Regions from separate parts of the Mus musculus genome. Here regions 2 and 3 are each linked to region 1. A link is a loop called in an ENCODE intact Hi-C map of the cell type or tissue named here. Cell type or tissue: heart. All regions are shown on one strand. Links, peaks and the distances in the headings refer to the core of each region. The heading gives the core; the rest is flanking DNA.

Region 1 (5,440 bases), core at 1,733-4,232:
TGGCGCCGTTTGAAGAGTAGCGCAGCGCTGGGCGTGGTGGCGCACGCCTTTAATCCCAGCACTCGGGAGGCAGAGGCAGGTGGATCTCTGAGTTCGAGGCCAGCCTGGTCTACAAAGTGAGTTCCAGGACAGCCAGGGCTACACAGAGAAACCCTGTCTCGGGAAAAAAAAAAAAGAGTAGCGCAGCTTCCAACATTAAAGGAACAGACAGCCCATCCATGCTTGGCCCTGGTCACACCCGAGGAACACAGAACGTCACATCTTAGCACGGAGCTTTGCACATGCTATTCTTCTCTCCCACAGGGGGCTGGAGGGCCCTGTGTGGTGTGAGGAAGGGGAGGGAGTGCCGAGGAGAGAAGTCAGGTGGAGAGGTTGGCAAGGAAGGAAGAGGGCTAGGGAACTGCACGCAGGACTCCCAAGGCTGAGTGGGGAAACTGACACAGGACCCTGCCCAACATCATCTCACCCCCTTATCTTCTCCGTCTGCTCCTCCACAGTCACGGAGCACCTAGTGGCCAGAGACCTCAACCCTTCTCTGTATTTTCTGCATGCTGCAGCCCCATAATCCATGCTGCTAAGTATGCCGCTAGGCGAGTCCCATATCCCATGTCGCATGCCGCATGCACCACGGCTTGAAGCGGGCGGGTGGAAGATCTTCCTCAGCACAGCTCCAGCCCGCACTGCCCTCTCCAAGGCCTCTTCACCAGAGGGTTATTCTAGGCATGTGAGGTCATCATGGTATTCCCAGGACCCCCACCCCGCCCCCACCCACTAGTGACACCTGTTGCTCTGTGTCCTTGCTCACCCCTGCTTGGATCAGAAAGCCTGATTGACCATTTCATACGACGTACATTGTCCTTCCCTCTAAATTCCAGCTCCTTGGCACAGCCTGTACAAAAGGACTCAGAAGAAACATTACTACGGTCACACTCTTCGATGCTGGTCCCCTTCTCGAAACCTAAGAAAGCTCTTGCAACCAGGAGGATGCTGGGGAGGGGTCCCCTGACCTTTTGGACTGGATGACCAATGAGCTGACAGCTGTGTGCAATCAGGACTCCACAGTCCCCGTTCTCTAGGCCACCCAGAGGGTTTCCACAGCTGAGCGGAGCCTGCTGCTGAGTGGAGATGTCATCTGATTCATTAATTAAAGCGAACACTGTTCATCCAGTGCTCTGGGGCATGGTTTAAAAAAAGAACCCAGAACATTTACCATTTGATAGAAATAGCATTCGTCAGCGGGAGAGGTAACTGAAGTTTTACTCTTAGCCCCTTCATTCCAAGAGTACCCCCACCCTGTCCCGGTTCCCACCTTCCTTACCATGCTGCTTTGTTGACGAGGGAATCCCTGCCAGAGTTTGCTAATTGGGTTAATGGAGTGACTATGTAATTGTTCCCTCTCCCACAGCCCAGCCCACCCCACTGGCTGCTTTCCGACTACCTGCCTCTCACCACTTTCAGGATAGTTAATTTGCAACAACAACTTCCATTGTCGTCCACATCTGGGACTTTGGGGTTTTAAGTGATGCTCCCTAAGGCAGAGGACAGAAATGCGGCTATTTTGGTTTGTGTGGCCTACAATGGAGCCATTCTGTGGAGTTTCTGAGCAGTGCGGGGCTACCCAGGGAGAGGGGAAATTGGAGCCCGGCTCTGATGGGACCTGGGCCAGGGAAGAAGAGGGAGGAACAGGGGGAGGTCACCGACTGGGTCAAATCCCGACCTTTTCTTCCAGCTACTGGGATTTGAATTTCATTTTAATAAGATGCAGATGAAACCTACGGGCTGAGCCTCGGGAATCTCAGTGCTTTGCCTTCGACCTCTGGTCTCCAGCACCGGCAGCTTGTACCAAAGGAGGTGGCCCTAAGGGTGGCTTTGCTGGTGTCCGAGGTTCAGTCAGGGCACTCTTTGTGCTCAACACCCTTGGGAAAGCACCAACACCTATATCCCTCTCCCCTCCCAAACAAGACAAACCCAAACACCCCAAGGCTTTTCTCCTGTTGTTTTTGGGGTGTGTTTGTTCTGTTTGAAATCTGTTTCACTTAATGGATTATTAGTGGTTCAAATCACAAAAACATCAGCATCCTTGAGGCAGGGCACAGGAGAGCTGGAGGCCACCTCCAGGACCTCAGAGGTGCACCGGGTGTCTTAGAGGTGGGGCTGAGTCGACTCCCAGGCTGCGTCCCAGCACCTGGGCTTGGATGCCCGGCAGGCTCTTGCACTGCCTGCCCTTGTTGCCCTGCCCCAGTCCCAATACGATCTTGAGGCAGCAGGACAGGGATTCTGAGCGATGGACCTGGCTGACAGGATAGTTCAGGAATAGAGCAATTACCTACTCATGTACTAGAAAATAAAAATAAGTAAAATCATGGTAGGTATCCTAGCACTCAGAGGGCAGAGACAGGAGGATTGCCACAAGTTTCAAAACTTGTCCCAAAAAGACAAAACTAAACAATCAAACAAAACCCAAAAACCTAAACATACAAATAGCCCACCACTACCACCACCACCACAACAAAAAAACAACCAATAAAGACAGAAATTCCAGGGACTATTGAATTTGGGCCATTGGAGATTAGCCTTGGTGGCGTCCCAGAGCACACACTTCTCCCAACCCTTTGGACATATTTTGAGTATACACTGATAGGTTAGGTTGTCTTGTCCTGACTGAGTTACCTGGTCAGGCAGGGGCCGGAAGACTTCTGTGGAACCCTGAGTGTTGTGTGCCCCCTTGTGGAAGGGCTCCATCAGTGCACATTTCCATTTCCAGGTAAATTTGACCGACCTCCTCACCTACCTGTGCTCTCTTATTAGCGTGTAAACATCTCGTGTGCTTCTCTGGACTCTCTGAAGCTCATCCACTTGGTTGGCAGACCCAGGAAGAGGCACCCAGGAGCTCAATAAGTAACACTGGATTGGAAATTCCTGGCCAAGCTTTTCTGGTGAAAAGAAGTGTCAGGATTGTTTGGGTGTCTAAGAAGGTAAAGTGTGGAGACAGCACAGCATCTGAATGTCTGTGTCCCCAAAGGTTCCCGGGAAGCACTCAAGACTGATCTCCAAGGACCCACACTCAATAGTCCCTGGGTTTTAAGCAAATGGCAGACACCTTCCAGCTAAGCTGAGTTCCTGCAGCTTGGAGTCTGGTCTCCTCAGGAAGGGCTGATTCTGAGCCAGTACTTGGCTTGGATCTACTGCACAGCACTGCCCTCCGCTGGTCTGAGCCCTTCTGCTGGGAGGGCCTCCTCAGGTTTCCCTCCCTCCTTCCTTGGGGCAAGAGTGTTCTGGATAAACAGGATTTTTTAGTTGGCTTCTCTTAGCAGGTGTGTTTTACCCAGCCTGTCTTGCTTTGGGTCCATGAAACCTGGGAAGGTAGAAGAACAAAGTCTTCCTTGATGCTGCTGGCACATAGTGGGTTCTATAAATATTTATTTCGGGAGAATAAACATAGCCACACATGTTTGGCATGCCAGCTGCACTTGGGACACTCGGGACTATTGTGATGCCCATTAGAGGAGGAATTCATTTAAGGACCCACACCTGTTCTTAGTTCAGAACAGCTGCTGCCCTGTGTGTAGAAGCCAAACCAAGGAAAACAGAGGGGGACAAAAGTTCAAGCAGGAGAAGCGCGCTCAGAAATAGTCATTCCATTCAAAACACTATTGGAGGGTTTTTTTCTCTTCCTTTTGCAGTGAAACTCAGGATCTCACGCATAGTGGCCAGGTGCCCTGCCAACAACACTTTACAGAGCAGAGTCCCTTCCTTTTCTCGCTTACCAGCTACTGTCCCCATTAGTTACTGTCCCCGTTGCTGAGATAAAATAGCGTGACAAAAGCCACTTAAGGAAGGAAGGAAGGAAGGAAGGAAGGAAGGAAGGAAGGAAGGAAGGAAGGAAGGAAGGACTTTGGTTGGCTCACAGTGTCAGCCCCATCATGGCCAGCAAGACAATGAATGAGGCAGAGTCTGAGGCGGCTGGTCAGATCATGTCCACAGTCAGAAAGCAGGAAATAATGAGTGTGTCCTGCTCACTTTGTTGTTGTTGTTTGCTTGTTTTGAGTCAGAGTGCCTCTCTCTATATATTCCTGGCTGTCCTAGAACTCACTATGTAGACCATGCTGTCCTCAGAATCACAGAGATCTGTCTGCCTCTGTCTCTTTGGTGCTGGGATTAAATGCATGAAATGTATGTGCCATCACACCTGGCTCACTTTATCCTTTTTATACAGTCTGGGAGTCCAGCCTAGAGAATGGAGCTGCTCACAATACTTCCACCTCAGTTAACCTCATCAATATAATCTCCCACAGGCCTCCTCATGGCCTGTCTCCCAAGTGATTATAGATCCACCAGGTTGACAAGTGAGAATAATCATCTTACTGGCCACTGAAACTTTTGGGTAAAAGATATAGAACCAGGGGCTGGAGAGACGGCTGAGCGGTTAAGAGCACTGACTGCTCTTCCAGAGGTCCTGAGTTCAATTCCCAACAACCACATGGTGGCTCACAACCATCTGTAATGGGATCTGATGCCCTCTTCTGGTGTGTCTGAAGACAGCTACAGTGTGCACATATACATTAAATAAATAAATAAATCTTTAAAAAAAGATATAGAACTAAAGGTAAGTAGCAGATGAAACCAGGGTCTGCCAGCTCTCAGGAATCAGCATGCTCTGGCCCTTGCTGTGGCAAGCTTGCATAGGTATTTGTAAACTTGCCTTCTTGTCTCTGCTCCTGACCCCATTAACCTTTTTTTTTTAAAGATTTATTTATTAGGTATAGAGCATATATGACTGCAGGCTAGAGAAGGGCACCAGATCTCATTATAGATGGTTATTCACCACCAAGCGGTTGCTGGGAATCGAACTCAGGGCCTTTGGAAGAGCAGCCAGTGCTCTTAGCCCCTGAGCCATCTCTCCAGCTTGACTCCATTAGCCTTAAAACATTCTGCTCAGCACAATGACTGGTCTGTAAGAAGAACGAGACTTGAAGTTACAGAATTCCTGGCTGTCAATCACAGGGTATGAGTGACAATAATCTGCCAACGCTCCTAAGTCGGAAGGAATCAGGTATTACATCTATTGCTTAGACATTATTATGATTTACTGAAAAACTGTTTTAATCTCTCAAATTCAAGTCTGGGGTTAGCCCAGGACCTGGCAGTTCAGAGAAGAGGTCTAGACTCAGTACTAATCCAGGCATCCTAGAGCACAGTAGGTAAAACTAATGGCTGCTACCTTGGGATTCCAATGCCTAAGGGAGGCAGGGAAGGCTACCATGGAGCCAGGGCAATTTTCCCTGAGGGCAAAACAAAACTCTGGAACAGAAATGACCATCTTATAATGACCAAGCCAGCTCAGTCAGTCGACGGATTCTCCGGGGAGGGAACGAGGATCAAAACGCAAATATGACCACTAGACAACACTGTAGCATGACCCAGCCTGTTCTGAGGCTGA
Region 2 (5,440 bases), core at 1,494-3,993, 230 kb before region 1:
GAAACAACCCTGTTGATCTTGGACTCCAGCCTCTGGGACCATGTCCCCTTTCTCCAGACAGTGGTCCTCTGTCATAGCAGTCCTAGGAACCTCAAAGAGATACCTGAGTGTGGGACTGGCTCCGCCTTCTCCTTCCTGGTCCCTGCCTTCCTCTGCTTACAGGTGTGATGGCAGCACACCAATGGAGAACAACTTTGGGACAAAGCCTCCAGTTACCTTGCACTTCATGGACACTTTGGCTCATCTAAGCAATGGGCTCCGTGGGACCCCAGCCACATACGATAGACTAAAGAGGTTGTTGTCCTAACAGCCATGTGGGGACATTTGGCCCCTGGATGTAAATGTTCCTCGGTAGCCATGGGATTGTCAGATATTCTGGCTGAAGACCAGAGACAGAGCAGCATTGAAGAGAGGACACATGACTGGTGAGAAGGGGGCTCTCTGGCTTTGAGTGTCTGTCTGTGCTCTCAGGACAAATAAGCTGTACATCACTATCAAAAGACCACCGTCTGGAGCTGAAGAGAGGGCTCAGTGGTTAAGAACACTTGCTGTTCTTGCAGAGGACCAGAGTTCTGCTCTCAGTACCCACACTGAGTAGCTTGTAATGCTGATGCCCTTTTTTGACCTCAGATGGTCTCATTCTCTCTCCATCTCCCCTTCCCTCTCACACACATACTCTAAATAAAAGAAGGAGCAGATGTGGTGGTGTACACCTGTAATTCCAGCACTCGGGAGGCAGAGGCAGGTGGCTATGAGTTTGAAGATAGCCTGGGGCACAGAGTGAGTTCCAGTCCAGGGAGCTAAGGCTACACAGTGAACCCCTGTCTCAAAAACAAAAACAAAAACAAAACAAACAAGCAAACAAACAAAAAAAACCCCAAACCAAACCAAAACAACAACAACATCAAAATAACAACAACAAAAACAGCAAAGCAAACAATAAGTAGAAGACTATTTCTCTCCCTGAGCCCAGCAATCAGCACACAGCAGATCACTAGATACCCAGGCCTCCTAAGATCAAAGAGAGGATCCTAGCTCCAGCAAAAGATTATCTGGCAGGCTAGGAAGAAGTTTACTTAGCGGAGGTGGAGGATACTTTGATATGCCATTCTCAAGACCCAGGCTGGGCATCAGGAACTCTGGGCACAGGAGCAGAGAGGCTTTGCTGAATGCCCTTGGGTGACCTTGAACTTCTGATCTTCCTGCCTCCACTTCCCGAGTGCTAGGATTAAAGGTGTGTTCCACCATGTCCTGTCTTCTTGAGGTTTGGGATCAAACTCAGAGTTTCTAACATGCTAGGGACACACTCTATGAGCGGAAATGTATATACCCAGCTTGGTTTTTTTTTTTTTTTTTGGCAGACTGTCCATTGTGTCCTGGCCTCAAAACAAAGACAAGGCCAGAGCAGAGCGCACTGTTGTGTGGACTCCACTCAGGCCCATAGTAGGCTGACAGGGAGGTGATGCATGTCCAGGTTAACCCTGAGCAAGCAGGGTGCTTGGAGGGCAAAAATGTCACCATCACATCTGTCCTGCCACTAAGTGGCAAGGTGGACCCCAGAGCCAGAGGAAGTAGGACAAATGTCTCCTGCCTCCTGCTGCAGCCCTGTCCTAAGTCTGAGGCCACTGTTTGCTGCTGAATTTCTCTAGTGTCCAGGAGAGTGAGCGAAGAGGGACAGTGTCAGAAGGGACTGAGAGCTCTTGGGTAAGTGACATGTTGGACCCAAGGCAGAGAGCTAGAGGCCCAGGGCTGACATTGGCACCTAGGGAAGTCAGTGGCTCTTCTGCCAGCTCACTTTCACTGTGAGCTTTGCCTGGGAGTCCACCCAAGTTGCACGTAACTCCTAAGCACAGATGCCTCCACTCAAGCCATCTGTAGCCATGAGCCACAAGAGCTGAGACTACACATGAGCCACCTTGTCAACTGGGGATACAGGGCCCCTCAGTCCTCCCCTGTTACTGGGAGAGCCAGTCTAGAGGACATGGAGATGGCCTTCGCCCTCAGAGCCCACCGTGTTAGGCCATTGCTAGCTGGTGGACCCAAAGGCCTTAAGCAGTGGGCTATGAGATGGTCTCTAGGCCCAGTCCCACCATGGGCCTATCAGAGGGGAGACACCTGTCCAGGTGCAAAGATAATGAATGCTTGGTCCTCTGGCTTCCTTTGGTGAGCCTAGACTTTTGGGTAAAGCTCTGTGTGAATGCTGTAGGCTGACTCCTGCAGTTCAGCATATTCCACTACGTGGAACATGCTAGGAAGAAACAAAAACACCTACTCAGCTAGTGACTGAAGCCTCCATTCTGATTGGTTCCCCTGATGGCTACCATGGGTATAGAGGATGGCAGATCCACACTTCAGTTCTGCAGTGCCTTCAACACACTGCTCTGTCTCCCTGGTCTTCATTTTTGTGGCTCACTAATGCTCAGGATCTGCCCTTGGCTGTCTTCGGCTCTCAGATGTCTGTTTCTACCTCCCAGGGTATCTTCCTGCTTTCTATCTCCGGTGTTCCTCTCCCCGTGCTCAATGGCTAGCCATGCTCCTAGCCCTGAGACCTCTCTTCTACCCCAAACTGCAGGCATGTACAAAGAAAGGGCTCCTGCTTTGACCCTACCTGCCGCTTCGCTCACAGCACGCACTTCACATTTCCAGCATAATCTTGACCAGTAAAACATCTGACTGTAGAAGTTGGCCGGCCTGTAGGGCCCATCTAGAATCTGGACACTCCGGGGCTCCCCTCACCACAGCGACAACAGTGTATGGAGTCTTCCTTCATAGTCTCTGCATACTTTCTCCAGCTTTAAAGTCTCATTTTTTCCTTAGCAAATCCTCGGGTTTGGAGCCCGTGTCCACCCATCAACATGCATGGCTGTGCGCTGTGCCCAAGTGTGAGAAGAGAAGGAACAGACATTAGCCAGCAGAGGGCGCTGCCTAACAGCCAGGAGACGCGCTGCCTAGAGCTACCGCTGGGAGGCGCCCGAGCACTGCAGCTTGGATAGCCCCGGCCAGCTGGGTGACACTCTTAGAGACAATGAGAGGGACAAGCAGAGGAACACTGGTTTCTCCCCCATCACTTTTGATGCCTGCCTAGGTCTATCCTGGCATTGTGTCTTGACTTTCAAGCTAGCCTGGCCTAATCGCAGGCCCAGACCCAACATCTGCTCTCAGTGCAGCTCACCAGGCACCGAAAAGCCAGAACTGATGTGGAAGGTGGGAATGACTTCCTGGGGTGCTGAGCAAACAGGATCTCTGCTTTCCTCCAGAGATGAGATGGGGACAAGGCTCATTCTGGTCAGAAGGAGGCAGAAGAAAATGGTCACATTGTAGCTCCCTCCTCTCCCGGGAGGAAGGCTCAGCATTTAATCCAGCTGTAGGTACTGAAAAAAACGTCTTTCAAAGGAGCTCCCAAGGGGCTGGTGAGATGGCTCAGTGGGTAAGAGCACCCGGCTGCTCTTCCGAAGGTCTGAAGTTCAAATCCCAGCAACCACATGGTGGCTTACAACCATCTGTAACAAGATCTGACGCCCTCTGAAGACAGCTACAGTGTACTTACATATAATAAATAAATCTAAAAAAAAAAAAAAAAAAAAAAAAAGGAGCTCCCAAGGTCCTTGGAAGCTCGGGGGAAGATCACATACCTATGATGGTCAATTTTGAGAGTCAAATTGACTGGATTGTGGCGTGTCCTGATCATTTGGGCAAGTGTTATTCTGGGTGTGTCCCTGGGGCTGAAGTGCCATGTCAAAGTGGCTGTGAGAGAACAGAACTTGGCCCCAAGTCTCACCACAAGGGACTGGCCCTTTCTCAGTTGCCCCACGCCCTTCGGGAGCACTTCCGGGAATGCGCTGCACCTCTAATCACAGGTGCCTCTATAAAATCTTCACTTTTTCCTGCTTCCCACTCTCTCTTTAGGGATTCCTACAGGAACCCTTTGCCTAGGCATGGCCTAAACAATGGTACTTTGGTTTTAAGTGCCGAGGAGGAAGGTGGTTGCAAGCAGGTCTGGTAAAGTCAAGCGTCAAGTCTGCTGGCTCAGTCTAACTTTCCTCTCCTGTTGCAAAGTGGATGCAGTGGCTCTGAGAATTAAATACATGTCATCAAGAAAGAGAACTGAAGACTGAGTGAGGTTTGGGCAAAGCGCTTTTCCACATTGATCTTCCTCTTATGTTGGAGGAAAAAGTCTTTGCTGAACGTTTCCAAAACATGTCCCATTTCATCTCACTGTCCAGAAAGAGCCACGAGGACCCCTCAGAACAAATCTGGATCTACATTCTTGAGATCAAAGGGATTCAGCTGAGACCTGAGCAAGTCAGGATCATAGCAGCGGAGGAAGGGGCGGAGGTGAGGAGGGAACACATTGTTCAGGCATCTTATGGTCTCTGTCTCCTCCAGCTGCTGGCCCCAGGATGATGGGCAAGTGAGGAACTCAGACTTCCACCTGGGCCTCCCGGAGCCTCAAAAAGCTTTCAGCAGACAGGGATGTTTTGGTCATACAGTGCTCTGGCTACTGTAAGAGGAGGGCAGTAAACTGGGTGGGGTGGGGTGGGGTGGGGTGTTGGGTGTGTGTGTGAGGTGACTGGACGGGGTGGGCTCATCATGAGGACCCTTTAGAGGCAGAGCCATAGCTTGCTTATCTCTGGACAGGTGAAGCAAACCCAAGAGATGCTGAGAAATGGAGTCTAGGGTGACAGTGGAAAAGGATGGGAAGGTGGCAGGGCCACACTGAACTTGAGGCACCTTGGGTATATGCAATCTTGTGTTGGCATGTCTCAAGGAGGAGAGAGGAGGGGCTTGAACTTGGGCCTGCAGTCTGGGGGGGGGGCTTCACAGGATATAAGTCTGTGGGTACAGGTGCAGCCACGCCTCCTCTCAGCTTTAATTTCACAGCAGCCTGTACTTTCACATTCCCCCACACCCCCGCCTCCCCCTAAACTGTTGCTCCCTGTAGAGGAACCATTGCTTCTTGAGGACTACCTGTCTATTCTTGGAACTCAGCTCAGATTCCTGTGATGGACCCGTTGCTTCTAGGCTATCCACATGACCTCATCTGCTTCTGGATGGGTCGTGCAATGGCCTTTTCAGATACTGCTGCTATAGCTGTACAGTTAGGGTTAGGGTTAGAGGATAGACGGCCCAGAGGCTCATGGGTATCAACCCTTGGCCCCCAGTTAGTGCTGGTTGTTTTGAGAAGTTGTGGAACCTTCAGGAAGTAGGGCCTTACTGGAAGAAGTGGACCACTGTAAGGCAGGCCTTATGGGTTATAATTCTGGTGGGGCGTTTCAATTTTAAGGTTTGTGTTGGTCAGGGTTCTCTAGAGTAACAATTTATAGAATGAATCTACACACACACTCACACACACAGACTTAATAGAATGGCTTACAGGCTGTGTTCCATCAATGGCTGCCTATGAGCAGAAGGTTCACCAGAATTCCAAAATAGGCTCTGA
Region 3 (5,440 bases), core at 1,494-3,993, 140 kb before region 1:
AGGACCAGGAGCTCAGGTACATATAGAGCTTGAGGCCAGCCTAGGTTACATGAAACTGTGCTAACAACAGCAGCTATAAAAATATCTTATTGCCTGTTTTTTGAGACAGGATCTCAACATGTAGTTCCAGGATATTCCTCCTGCTTTTGCCTCCCGACTGCCTGGATAAGCAGCCTGTACCACACACAATACCCACCTGAAATCATTCTTACTGGCACTCAAGTACAGGATCCGTAAAATTCAGTAAATACAAGTCAATAAAAAGAACCTGCTATTGTCAACAGCATGCCTAGAGAGAAAATATAAAACTAAGGAATATATACAATATTCTATTCTTAGAACCACAATTAAGGAGAAACTGGGATGGAATTTTTAAGCGTTCATGGAGAGAAAATGAAAACCTATCTATCAGAAGGAGGCAACAGCAGTAAGGTAGCGAGTGAGACTGACCGTGAACAGGATGTGACGGCCTCATGGGGCACATCCTGAGGAAGACCTACCCGGCCGGAGAGCAAGCCCCTCAGGACAGAAACACAGCAGATTTCTCCTGAAACCTTTCAACTTAAAAAAAAAAAACAAAACAAAAACCTATTTTTATCGCTGTGGCAAAATACATGACCAAAGCAACTGGAAAAGACTTCTTTTCCTCGTGGTTTGCTGCATTTATTACAGAGGAAGAAGCATAGAAGGTGGGACCACAACTGTCTGAGGGAGTGGGAGAAGACCCACTTAGGAAAATACTCAGCTCGCCTGCTTTCCCACTCATTCAGTCTGAGACCACGAGGATTCCCTTTTTAATGGTTTAATCTGGCGGTGGATGTGTAAATTGATGGCATTAGTGGGAACTACAAAACAGTCACTGGAGGGTGCCTTTAAAATGGGTAAATTTTGTGTCCTGCCTGTCTCAGCTTCCTGTTGGTCACAAAGTAATTTTTCTTCATGACATGCTTTCACTGTGATGCCCTGCCTCACTGTGCCCTGGCCCAGAATCAATGGAGCTCGGTGACCTTGGAATTAAATCTCTAAAATATAAACTTAGATTAAAACTCTGAAACATAAACCATTCTGTTTGTGTCAGGTATTCTGTCACAGTGATGAAAATCTAAAGAACACAAATGTGACCTTTAAATCTACTAGGCGAGTAGAAGGATATGGCTACCTATTTTTTTCAAAGATATTTTGACCAGTTCATTATAGAAAAGTAGTGACTAGAAAAGTTAAGATAAAATTCTAACTTAAAACCACAGAAGACCCTCTGAACAAGTGAAAAACAACAAAAAATTGAGAAGTGTATGACTGTGGTTACATCTACTACCCTAACTAAAGACCTACTATGTATTGGGCTGGCAAGATGGCTCAGCAGGCAAGAGCACTGGCTGCTCTTCCAAAGGTCCTGAGTTCAAATCCCAGCAACCACATGGTGGCTCACAACCATCTGTAATGAAATCTGTCATTCTCTTTTGGTGTGTATGAAGATGGCTACAGTGTACTTATATATAATAATAAGTACATCTTTGACTCAGAGTGAGCAGGGACTCAACGAGCAGAGTTGACCGGAGCGAGCAGAGATCCTAAATACAATTCTCAACAACCACATGAAGGCTCATACCATAAAAATAAATATATAAATCTAAAAAGAAAAAAAATCTATGTATTACTGAATGGTTGTATTAACTGGGAATTTATTCTATCACTCTGAATAAAATGCTTCGTTATAAAGATTTAAATGCAAAAAGAACACTTTAAACTCATGATTGAATTTTAGATGGCTAGAGCTGACAGACATAACATTAGAATACAGACTATTTTCCTATGTGTGGCTTTCCTACAGCTGTACAATTTACACTACAACCTGAGCCCAAAACTATTGTAGGAAATGTAAAAGGCCAACACACAGTAAACGCCAATATAGCCATTTATCTTGTTTTATAACTACCATAAATGAGCCAGCTACCAAATGCTGCACTTAAATCAGTTGTTGGGACAAGACTCTTTATAAACTTATTATCTCACAAAAAGGCTAAAGTAGAATATATAGGTAAACTAGTCACATATCTTTAATTTGTATTGTTAAATTAAGAGTCTCCTCAGCTGTTTTTCATGAAAAATCAAACCAAGTTATCTGTGTTCATTTATATGAGACAGATGATGAGTCCCAAAAGAGGGACTCAAATAGATATTTACATAGCCAATTCACAGCAGCTTTGTTCAAAAACAAATACCTCAAATAGAGATGAGCAGAGAACCAAAAGGTGATACATACATACAACGGTTTATTCAAGCCTTTAAAAGAAAATAAATTTTGTTGTAATGCTGTATCTCGGGTGAACCTTGAGGACATTATACTATACGAAACAAGCGGGGATCAAAGGGACAAATACTATATGATTCCATTTACAATGGGTTCCCAAAACACATAAAGTCAGAGGCATAAAGCAGTATGGTGGCTGCCAGGGGCTGGGGAAAGAAGGAAAAGAATGGTGGCTTTTAATTGCATTCATTCGGTAAGGGGTGCATATCACAGACTTCCTGTAAGAGATCAAAGGACTACTTTCCACAGTTGGCTTCCTCCATATACGGGCCTTACAGGCTGGGCCATCTGAATGGCAGGGAATACTTGCCCTTCGTGGAGCGTTTGTGTCAAGGATGAAAAGGTTCTGTGGTGAATGCTGATGCTCGTTGTACAATAAGGTAATTTAACCAATGCCACCAAATTCTACAGTCTAAAGTGGTTAAGATGGCAAACTTTCTGTTGTGTATAATTTACCATATGCATATTAGCTTTAAATAGGGAGAAAATATAATAAATTTTATGGAGAAGCCGCATTTGTTTAAAACTTGTATTGCACTATCTTTAAGTTCATTTTCCTTTCTTTTTAAAACTCTGTGTTACATGGGCTGGAAAGATGGTTCAGAGACTAAGAGCACTGTCTGCTGCTCTTTCAGTGGTACCGTGCTCAATTCCCAGCAATCACAAGGTGGCTCAGGACCATGTGTACTAGGATCTGGTGCCCTTTTCTGGAGTCCGGGTGTATAAACAGATACAGCATGCATGCACACTAAGTAAATAACTACAGTCTCTCTCTCTCTCTCTCTCTCCACCCCCCTCACCCCCATCCTCAATTCATACTGTGTAGCTCCTAACTTCACTTCCAAGGGATTCTACCTTTTCTGGCCTCAGAGGCAACTAAATGCCCATAGATGTAAAAGAAACAATCTTCTAAAAAACTGAAGTCAACTGAAACGGCAAACAAAGGTGTCCACAACTAAAAGCAGCTGGAGGAGGAGAGGGGTCACTTCATCTTACACTGCCAGACCAAACCCATGACTGAAGGAAATCAGGGCAGGAACCTAGCACAAGAACCATGGAGGAACATTGCTTGCTGGCTCCGTCTCTGCCTTGCTTACTTGATGGATCAGCTTTCTCTCTCTCCCTCTCGGCTCCCTCTTTCCCTTCCCTGCTCCCTCTCTCCCTCCCCCAAACCCCATCTCTTTCTCCTTTCTAACTTTATTGTGTATGGGAATTTTGTCTGGATGTCTGTATGTTTATCATGTGTATTGTGTGCCTGGTGCCCACAGGGGCCAGAAGGGGAGGACGTCAGATCCCCTGTAACTGGGGAGCCACCCAATGGCAACTGAGTCCAGATCTTCTGCACGAGCGGCAGACCATCTTAACCACAAGCTGTCTTTTGAGGCCCCACAGCTAGTTTTTTTATGCAGCTCAGATCTACCTGCCAAAATGGTGCCACCCACAGAGAGGTGTACCCTCCGATATCAATCAGCAATCAAGACAATTCCTAACAGACATGGCCACAAGCCATTGTTGAGGTAATTCTTCAGCTGAGGTTCTCATACAACTCTAGGTATAGTCCTATTTCTAGAGGATCTGGGCTCTGAGCAGTGTAAGAATAAAGAAAGCTAGATGAGCGGTGAGCAGGAAGCCTGGGAGCGCTGCTTATGTGGTACATAGATAACGTGCTGAGTGGCTTGAATTCCACCCCTGGCTTCCCCTAATGATGGACTGAAACTCAGAACTGTAAATTGACCCTTTCCTTCCCTATGTTGCTTCCAGTCAGGATACTTGGCAAACATAAATGAAACTGCAACAGTTACAATAAAAAAATGACAAAGTAATTGTGTATCTTCATCTTCATAAAACAAAAGACCAAGGAGATGCATGCTTCATTTCTTATATTCACTCCAGTAAAACTTTCAACTTGAGGGACAGTGTGAAGGTACTTGACTTCTGAGTGTAGAGAATGGAGTCTGACCCCTAAACCTGTATTAAAAGGAAGGAAAGATCCAACCCCAGAAAGCTGTTCTTCAGCCAGCACAAGCACTCTATGGTATATGGATCCATGTTTACATGTGAACCCGCACACATACAATTAAAAAAATTAAACTGATGGAAGAAACAGTAAAGACGACAGTGATCAAGATTTGGTAAGTATTGTGTTGATTATGGCTTCACATTAAAGCCCAAAGACATCTACCACTAAGGCTTAAAGACAGCCATAGTCAAGGTTTCAAGCTAACACCTGCAGCAGACAGTATTTCCAGTCGACATTTTTCTCCTGTGCTCAAAAGCTACAGATAACTACTTGCTGTGTACTTATACACAAGTACTTTTGAGGCATTACACATTTTCCTACCCAACTTACGCCCTTAGCCTAACTGCTCCTTTCTCCCTATTTCCCTTTCGAGATGAAATATACCTATATCTCTTCCCCAGATAGAAATCTAAGTTCCCCACTCTGTTCCCGTGCAGTTATCTCCCATTAGTCACCAGCACCCAGATCTCTTCCACGCTGCCTCTATAGGGTTCCACTGCCACCACTTTAGTGGACTATTTCCTCCCTGGATTCTTATAAGAGCTCACAAAACAGCCTTCTAACCTCCAGCATCGCTCTGTAGAAGGCCCATAGTCAACACTTTCCAAACAAGATGTGTCTATTTTGTTTTTAAACAAGAGTTTTTATTGTTGCTGTCCCTGTGTATCTGCCATGTTTATGTATATGCTGGTATCTACATAGGCTAAAGGGTATCAGATCCTCTAGAAATAGGACTATAGTGGCTCATGTACTTAGTCCCAGCCCTTGGAAGGTAGAAGCAGGAGGTTCGGGAGATTAAGATTATGTTCAGCTACACAGTAAATCTGAGGTTAGCCTCGGCTAAATGACACCCTATCTCAAACAGACAAAACCAGAAAAAAAAATTATGACCCTATTCATAAATGTATACATAAAACATATAAATGATACACTTAAATATATGTATGTGTGCATGTGTATATACATGTATATAATACAAACACTAAATCACTTTAGTAGTATCTGTAGAAGCCAGAATAATGAATGGCTTTAATTCTGTGTAGAAAAGGAAGAATTGAGATCTATACTCCCAATATTTTCTGCAGTTAACATATTGATTTTGTAAATTT

The links. Peaks named below come from ENCODE experiments on the same cell type or tissue, not always from the same donor. Only the 100,000 strongest peaks of a DNase experiment are listed, where the experiment ranks them.
Region 2: it touches region 1 in a loop (10-fold over the local background); 41 of 42 quality-filtered maps call a loop at or near these places.
Region 3: it touches region 1 in a loop (2.4-fold over the local background); 5 of 42 quality-filtered maps call a loop at or near these places.

The regions. Positions count from the first base shown.
Region 1 is chr1:182,112,695-182,118,134 of GRCm38, forward strand. It overlaps Gm33725 (a long non-coding RNA gene), which reads right to left. Exons shown (of 3, transcript XR_373761.4): 2 at 2,792-2,933. It overlaps Gm39719 (a long non-coding RNA gene), which reads left to right. Exons shown (of 4, transcript XR_865804.2): 4 at 876-947. Among named protein-coding and RNA genes, the nearest start is that of Srp9, 9.3 kb to the right of the region's middle. In heart, for the core only: CTCF peaks have their summits at 2,724 (motif pointing left) and 2,927; no DNase peak of the experiment used is centred there.
Region 2 is chr1:181,886,048-181,891,487 of GRCm38, forward strand. Gm33669 (a long non-coding RNA gene) reads left to right here. Exons shown (of 4, transcript XR_865801.2): 4 at 1-664. Among named protein-coding and RNA genes, the nearest start is that of Gm33669, 10 kb to the left of the region's middle. In heart, for the core only: no CTCF peak of the experiment used is centred there; a DNase peak (open chromatin) is centred at 2,944.
Region 3 is chr1:181,968,202-181,973,641 of GRCm38, forward strand. The region is part of intron 1 of Enah (ENAH actin regulator); the gene reads right to left. Among named protein-coding and RNA genes, the nearest start is that of Enah, 49 kb to the right of the region's middle. In heart, for the core only: a CTCF peak has its summit at 2,978; no DNase peak of the experiment used is centred there; H3K4me3 peaks cover 265 bases; H3K27ac peaks cover 903 bases.